2 separate regions of the Homo sapiens genome follow, and region 2 is linked to region 1. A link is an interaction called in ENCODE POLR2A ChIA-PET data of the cell type or tissue named here. Cell type or tissue: HepG2. All regions are shown on one strand.

Region 1 (4,000 bases):
ATCACTTGAGCTCAGGAGTTTGAGACCAGCCTGGGCAACATGGTGAAACCCCATCTTTACAAAAATACAAAAATTAGCCAGGTGTGATTGTGCATGCCTATGGTCCCAGATACTCAGGACACTGAGGAGGGAGAATCGATTGAGCCTGGGAGGCGAAGCTTGCAGTGAGCCAATCACACCACTGCACTATTGCCTGAGCAACAGAGCAAGAGCCCATCTCAAAAAAAAAAAAAAAAAAAAATGCCAGAACACCACAAATCCTGAGACATGTTGACAAATGAATGAAATGCATGTAGACACAAACTTGAAACACAAAGACAGCAAAACCATGACCAATGTGCACAGCTCACAGCAAAAAGCAAGGGCTGCTGGTGCTCTTCTAGAAGCTAAGGATGTTCTACATTTTATTCTGCCCCTGCTCAGGAAGAAGAGCTTTGAGACCTCTCTCCTTTTCATAAGCTATTCAGTAAGGACTACAATTCTTTTTTTTTTTTTAATTTGTACTAAAGTAACACACTATAACTCTTATAATAGGGAAACACAAAGGTGTATGTTCAGGATAAGAAAGCATGTGTGGCCAGGCGTGGTGGCTCACGCCTGTAATCCCAGCATTTTGGGAGGCCGAAGCGGGCAGATCACTTGAGGTCAGGAGTTCGAGACCAGCCTGGCCAATGTGGTGAAACCCCATCTCTACTAAAAAGACAAAAACTAGCCAGGCATGGTGGTGCACGCCTATACTTGGGAGGCTGAGGGCAGGAGAATAGCTTGAACCTGGGAGGCGGAGGTTGCAGTGAGCTGAGACCACACCATCACACTCCAGCCTGGACAACAGAGCAAGACTCTGCCTCAAAAAAAAAAAATTAAGAGGCAGAGGCCTAGAAAATGCCAGTCACTGGGAACAGGAAGGCAAGTGAGTGACTAGGCTCTGTCCTGGAAACCCATAAATCACAAAAGTCCATCCTTCCCAGAAACCAGAAGCTCCTTATCTGCAAAACAAATCCTAGGGATTTCCCACCTACTCTCCAACTCAACTCACCTGTTTACTGATTTCTGGAGTTACAATGAGAAGAAAAAATTTGTAACTTGATAAAAACTTTTTTTTTTTTTTTTTTGAGACAGGGTCTGTCACCCAGGCAGGAGTGCAGTGTCACAATCTCGGCTCACTGCAACCTTCACCTGCCTTGGTTCAGGGGATTCTTGTGCCTCAGCCCCCAAGTAGCTGGGGTTACAGGTGCATACAGCCATGCCCAGCTAATTTTTGTGGGGTTTTTTGTTGTTGTTATTTTTGGTTTTTTTTTTTTTTTGAGATGGAGTCTCGCCCTGTCGCTGGACAGGCTGGAGTGCAATGGCGCAATCTCAGCTCACTGCAACCTCCACCTCCCGGGTTCAAACGATTCTCCTGCCTCAGCCTCCCGAGGAGCTGGGATTACAGGTGCACGCCCCCATGCCCAGCTAATTTTTGTATTTTTAGTAGAGACAAGGTTTACCATGTTGGCCAGGCTGGCCACTGTTGGCCTCTCCTGACCTCTTGATCTGCCAGCCTCAGCCTCCCAATGTGCTGGGATTACAGGCCGTGAGCTACCAAGCCCGGCCTAATTTTTATGTTTTTAGTAGAGACTGGGTTTTGCCCTGTTGGCCAGGCTGGTCTCAAACTCCTGACCTCAAGTGATCTCTCCACCTCGGCCTCCCAAAGTGCTGGGATTACCAGCATGAGTCACCGTGCCTGGTCGATAAAAAACTTTAATAAACTCACTCACACCAAAGGAACATGTAAAGTTATGTGCCGCTTCCTTGTTTTCATGGAGAGAAAGGGGTGAACCAGGATAGAAAGAGACTAATTTGAGTTAGACTTCCCAGTTCTGCTGAGGGCAGCCCTGCTTACCTTTTAGCAGGGACAGCCAGAAGCATGTAGCTCTATTTCACATTTTTTTTTTTTTAAGACAGAGTCTCACTCTGTTGCTCAGGTTGGAGTGCAGTGGCGCAATCTTGGCTCACTGCAGCCTCCACCTCCCAGACGCAGGGGATTCTCCTTGCCCAGCCTCCAAGTAGCTGGGATTATAGGCGTGCACCACCAGGCCAGGCTAATTTTTGTATTTTTTGTAGAGAAAGGGTTTCACGTTGTTGGTCAGGGTGGTGTCGAATCCCTGACCTCAGGTGATCTGCCTGCCTCGGCCTCCCAAAGTGCTGGGATTACAGGTATGAGCCACAGCGCCTGGCCTATTTCACAAGTTCTGAGACTCACTTTTAAAAACTAGTTTGACATATTTCATCTGTGTGACAAGGAGATTCAGGATGGTTCCTAAATAACCAATGTTGAATGGACTAGAAGTCTGGATACCATAGGCAGGAGGTAAGAAGAACCTTTTTCTACAGGGGGCTTAAAGTCTTTTTACTTCTAATTAGTCTCACATGGTCTTCTATACGTATGTCCCCAACAACAACTGAGGTTAGTGACTTTTTCCCAAAATGACAACACAGTAAGTTAAGTCCAGCTAAGGCTGGACAGTGAAGAATCTCCCTTTAGGACTCACGCTTTAACTGGTTCCCTGGCAAGAAATGCCCAATGCCTTTACATGATGCTGATTTAAACAATCACTCACTTCCTTTCAGCTCTGATTCCTTTTCAGTGAGGTAGTCAGACATGACTAGGCCCTTTTACTGGTTTAAAAACCCACTCACAGGGGTCCAGTAAGTTGGCAAACAAAGAGGGCCAACTGTCACCTAGTAAAATTTGAATATGCACATTAGCTTTTAATTTGTTTTAAATCTGTTATCAAGCATCCTATTTTTTTTTAATTTGTTATCAAGCATCCTATTTTCTTTTCTTTTTTTTTTTTTTTGAGATGGAGTCTTGCTCTTTCGCCCAGGCCAGAGCGCAGTGGCGCTATCTCGGCTCACTGCAAGCTCTGCCTCCCGGGTTCACGCCATTCTCCTGCCTCAGCCTCCCGAGTAGCTGGGACTACAGGCACCCGCCACCGTGCCCGGCTAATTTTTTGTATTTTTAGTAGAGATGGGGTTTCACCGTGTTCGCCAGGATGGTCTCGATCTCCTGACCTCGTGATCCGCCCACCTCAGCCTCCCAAAGTGCTGGGGTTACAGGCATGAGCCACAGCACCCGGCCAAGCATCCCATTTTTAACATTAGCCTTCTAATGTTCTCACTCTGCCAAACTCCCCAACAGGCCAATTGAAATTCATGTATGTATAATAACTCTGTCATGCAGGTTAAGCAGCTCTACGAAAGCAACACACAAAGCATATGGAACAAACAGCATGTAACTGGTCTATCCTGCAGTGAATTTTATTGAATTCAAAGGTAGTATTCCTATTTGAGAAATGAAAAACTAAAATCAAGTTTTACAAGCAAGCATCATGAGATAAAGCAGTGAAGACGCCTTTTCAGATCACACCAGAGCAGACACCAGTTTCTACCCCAGCCCACATGAAGATGTTTTTATTCAATACAAACAGTAACAGAGGCAACACAATGGCCATAGAATGAGAACATAAGTGCATTTGAATTTTTTCTGAGTTCTGGCTATAGGCTCTGACAAGCCTATCATTCTTTTCTTACCAGGTGAACAGAAATCATCTGCTAATGCCAGAAACTTTAAAGCTCTTAATTCAGCTGGAAACAACTACAATTGAGGGCCTTTATACTAGCTACTTGCTTCCCAATTTAGGGTTGCCTAGCAAGTTAATTTCAACATAACAAAAGGTGTCATCTGTCTGGCCACAGCATGCACTAGTGATAGGGGCAGGTTTAATGAGTTTTATGCTCAGATCGCTGGGTCTCCTGGCTGCTCTTGTCCATCTCTGCACCTTGGTCCTGAGCATTCTGAGACTCAGTCAGCTGAGGATAAAAGGGACCTACCAGCCAGTTGAGGGGCGTGTTGTTAACAAGATAATCCATCACGTCATCTAAAGATTCCTTCATTTTCTGCAGCTGCCCCTTGCTAGAAGTGAGGAGGCTGTCAGACACTTCTTTAAAGGAGGCAGCA
Region 2 (4,000 bases), 1.3 Mb after region 1:
ACTGATGTTATTAGTCTCATGATCTTCCTGATGAACTGAGCAAACTGCAGAATTCTCTGAGAATGGGCTGAGCAATGGCAGGAGGAAGGGGAGAGACTAGCTTTAAAGAAACACTAAGGCTCCACTTATTGCTCTAAAATATAATATACTAAATATGACTCTTCCTAGAATAAAAGGAACTTATTATGATCAGCTTCTGTTTTCTCTGAAATTGTGCTGAAATGAAATCTCAAAAGAAAATGCTCCAACAAAGTATTTTAAACCTTTAGATATTTCCACATTTGGGTAGAAGCAACATGTTTTAGTGCATCAGAAAAACAATTTTATCGGGATTAGCATTCATATACAACATTTACATATAATATTAACTATTTGGACATCATGTGATTGCATTTAATTTATAGACATCCACATGACAAATTCTCCTTGAATGTAGTTCCAGGAAAATTTATTTCTGCTGAAGAATGTGCACGCTTTCCGATATTCCAAATATAAAACTCCATAACTGTTATATTTCTCTAGGAAGAAAATGGCAGAACTTATTGCCTATGTGTAAAAAAGCACCTAACTCTGAACAAATGCTGTGTTCTTTAAATTTTGTAACTACTTATATTAGATTATATTTGCCATGTATATTAACCTGTAAACCAATCTAAATGCCATTCAGTCATATAACTATTAAACAAGTTAAAAATGAAATACATGTACTTGCATGAGAATTTACATAGTTATATTTTTAATTTAATAAAACAACATTTTAATGTATAATTAAGGGCTAATTTTTACCAAATACCCTAGTGGTTAGATAACAAGGGATACTCTGTTATTTTTCTGGTAAGTTAAATCTTGCAGTGTTTACTTTTATATTTAAAAATATGTGAATGGAGAAAATCATTTTGGATGAACGACTTTCAATGTATGATAAGCTATATAATTAAGAAAAATGTAAGAACAATATTATTCTGAAAGAAGATTCATTTCAGATTAGTAAAATAATTAGAGGTCTAATCCTTAGCTTCTCTCAGAAAATAAGAGAAATTATTTAATACGATAATCATGAGTTAAAAAATGCTTCTATTTCTTTAACATGCACTTAAAAATTCACTGGTAGATAAAATACTTGTAAATGTGCTGAAGTCAGAGGAGAAGGGTATCTTTTTTCCTACTTTAAATCACTCTGGAGAACAAATGCACACTGGGGCTCCTATTTTAAAACTTTTTCTCTATTTTTTTCTTAATTAGATGAATGCATGTTATATGCACATTAATCATCTAAAATTGTAAGATTTTCCTGAATTTTTCTATACATCAAAACCTCCTGTGGCTTTTCCTTGTTCCATCCCTCTCACCCCATTTTTCATTACCTTACATAATATCCCAGAAGCTATCTTGCCTATGAAATTACTACTCATAGTAAATAAACTTTACATATAGTTTATCTTTAAAAATTAGAAACACAGCAAGCAAAGAAATTGTTCTCACCTCTTTCAAAAGAAAACGGTGTAGCCCTCAGGAAAACAGAAGTGCCCCTAAGTTCATGTGTGTCAGCAAGGAATGGAGAGCTGTTAAGAATGATCTTCTTGAAAAGAAAGAAGTCTCCTTAGGCACCCACATGTATATTTAGATTAGACTGGCAGTTTAAATGACAGCAAACACATGGTCATGACTTCCCAATTGCTCATTCATCTAACACATACACAGGCTAATCAGAGGCAAACATCCACCCCGAACTGTTTTAGAAACTAGCTTCTCCCATCTGATACTACTGTATGTGTGGTAAGCAGACATTCTTCTAGAGAGATCGGATGTCAAATGCTTAACTACCTCTCTTAGTATAACAGGATCTTAAATCACACTGATTTAGAATTCCAGAATGTTTTTGTAAAGTCAGTTTGACATCAACTTACATCAATTCCTTGCTCTAGCCTGCAGGGTTTTATGAAGTACAAAGTAAAGAAATGACTATGTAAAGATTGCAGGATCTATTTGTCTTATGGGTATTTTTAAACTGTAAGACCTGCCCATCCTATCAGTAATAGCACACACTCCTATTCTGTAAACAGGGTAAAGTCACTATAGAGGATCACATTTTCTTGTGCAAATAAAAGGTGGTAGAGTTAAAAGGTGGAGATACTGAACATGAACTTTAAGCCCCTACTCATAATTTGAGCTTCAGTAACATTTTCCAGTAAGTGAGAAACAAGAGAAAACACAGATGGCACTGTTTGCTGGCAGCTATTAACTACACCTACAACACTATTGTGTTGTATATATGCATACACATTGAGATTTATATATATTAAGATGTGTTGGTGAGGAGCAGAAAACAAATGCAGCTATCAGCTCTATGATGGGGGGTACGTTATTTTAAAATGTCAAACAATTTTAACATAATTATATTTTACTTTTGACATGAACTTTGCATTTTAATCTTAATGTCAAATATTTTGAAAAATCTAGATTAGTATGAGGGTGAAAAGAATGAAACACTATAATAATTTGGTGCTCAGGTTCTGAAAACATCAAACCTGGTTTGAATCTCAGTTCCACCACTTTCTAGCTATGTGACCTTAGCACATAACATCATCTCTCCAGGCCTCAGTTCCTTCATTTCTAATGGGGAAACATAAGTAATAGTGGTACCAATTCATATCGCTAATGTTAGAATGTTGACAACGCAAAGCAGTTAGGACAGAACACTGAATAAATGATGACTAAATATTAGTTACTATTATCATCAATAGGAATAAATATAAAATTATGATATTAAAAAGTTATGTCTGAGTCCATTTGGCTTGTCCACCCTCTCCCCCATGATAGTCTTCCCTGAAAAACACTTGACACTTCAAGAAATAAGGTAACTTCCTTTAGACTAATCCAAAATTTATTTTCTCTGAAACTTCTCCTGGAGAAGGCAGCTGATAAAGTACCTAGTTCAATGCCCAATATATAAGACATTCTAGCAAGGACTTCTATACAAACAGAATAAACAAAGATGAGAATTAAAAAGTGATTGTTAATCTAAGCACAAATGATCTATAGGTAAGAACTGCCTGGTCAAGTAATATTTGAGAATTCATAGAAAAAAGAAAGTGAAACTTATTTAGGGCATCACATTGTTTGAGAAGTTTTTCCTTTTGCAGAAAAAGTGGGCCCTAAGACTCTCAAGAAAATGATCCACTTAAAGAAAATAATAATATCATGATACTGTTCTTAACAGTTCATCTCAATTTTGTAGACTTATATGCTTCTGCCACATGTTAACTTGTCTTGGTAGTAAAAAGACAAAAACAGATGGATGCTGATTGCTTAATGGCAGAAATATTTGTCTGTAGTTTTTGCTACTTTATAAAATATTACAAAGGAATACAGAGGTGGGCCAAAACCTCAAACTTAATTGAAACTCTCTAGTGTTGTCTGACAAATTAAGATTGTAAGTCACTTTATTATATAGCGTCTGGTCATGTGGTATATCATCAATGCCAATTATTTCTTTTTTCTTTAAAAACTACAATCACTACATATACACAGTTCCTGCACTCCTAAGTAAGAGGTTTTGTTATACATAGAAGTAAGCAAGTTTAATGTACTCATTTCCTAAGAAATAAGAGAATTGTCAATGTTAATGTTATCCAAAAACGTGTTCTTAATGCTCAGTTTGTACCTATCATTAAAATTTAATATAATCTAACACAATTATCATCAATGGGATGCAGGTGTTGGATAATTATATTAGTATCAACACGACAGTCAAATTAAGATTTCTTCCCATGTGATGGAGTTCTGATAAATATCAATTCATTGGTTTACTGAATCCTGAAGATCAAAAGGCCCTGCATATGGCACTAATAAATCAAATAGAGTCATCAAATCTACAGTCTGTTTTCTTTGGCTAAAACTGCAAAGTTTTACTTACAGAGACTGATCTACTTCTAAAAATTCTCTGCCAAACCAAATTTGACTCACTAAGTGTACAGAAAATATAGCACTCCCCAGCCGC

Evidence for each region. ChIA-PET counts read pairs that join two places held together with the same protein. Peaks named below come from ENCODE experiments on the same cell type or tissue, not always from the same donor. Only the 100,000 strongest peaks of a DNase experiment are listed, where the experiment ranks them.
Region 2: POLR2A ChIA-PET joins it to region 1 with 5 read pairs; 1 of 35 experiments calls an interaction of 5 or more read pairs at or near these places.

What each region holds. Positions count from the first base shown.
Region 1 is chr9:19,112,486-19,116,485 of GRCh38, forward strand. PLIN2 (perilipin 2) reads right to left here. Exons shown (of 8, transcript NM_001122.4): 8 at 3,276-4,000. The coding sequence ends at 3,763. Among named protein-coding and RNA genes, the nearest start is that of HAUS6, 12 kb to the left of the region's middle. In HepG2, no CTCF peak of the experiment used is centred here; a DNase peak (open chromatin) is centred at 1,753.
Region 2 is chr9:20,380,899-20,384,898 of GRCh38, forward strand. The region is part of intron 5 of MLLT3 (MLLT3 super elongation complex subunit); the gene reads right to left. Among named protein-coding and RNA genes, the nearest start is that of MIR4473, 28 kb to the right of the region's middle. In HepG2, no CTCF peak of the experiment used is centred here; a DNase peak (open chromatin) is centred at 2,083; H3K4me3 peaks cover 221 bases.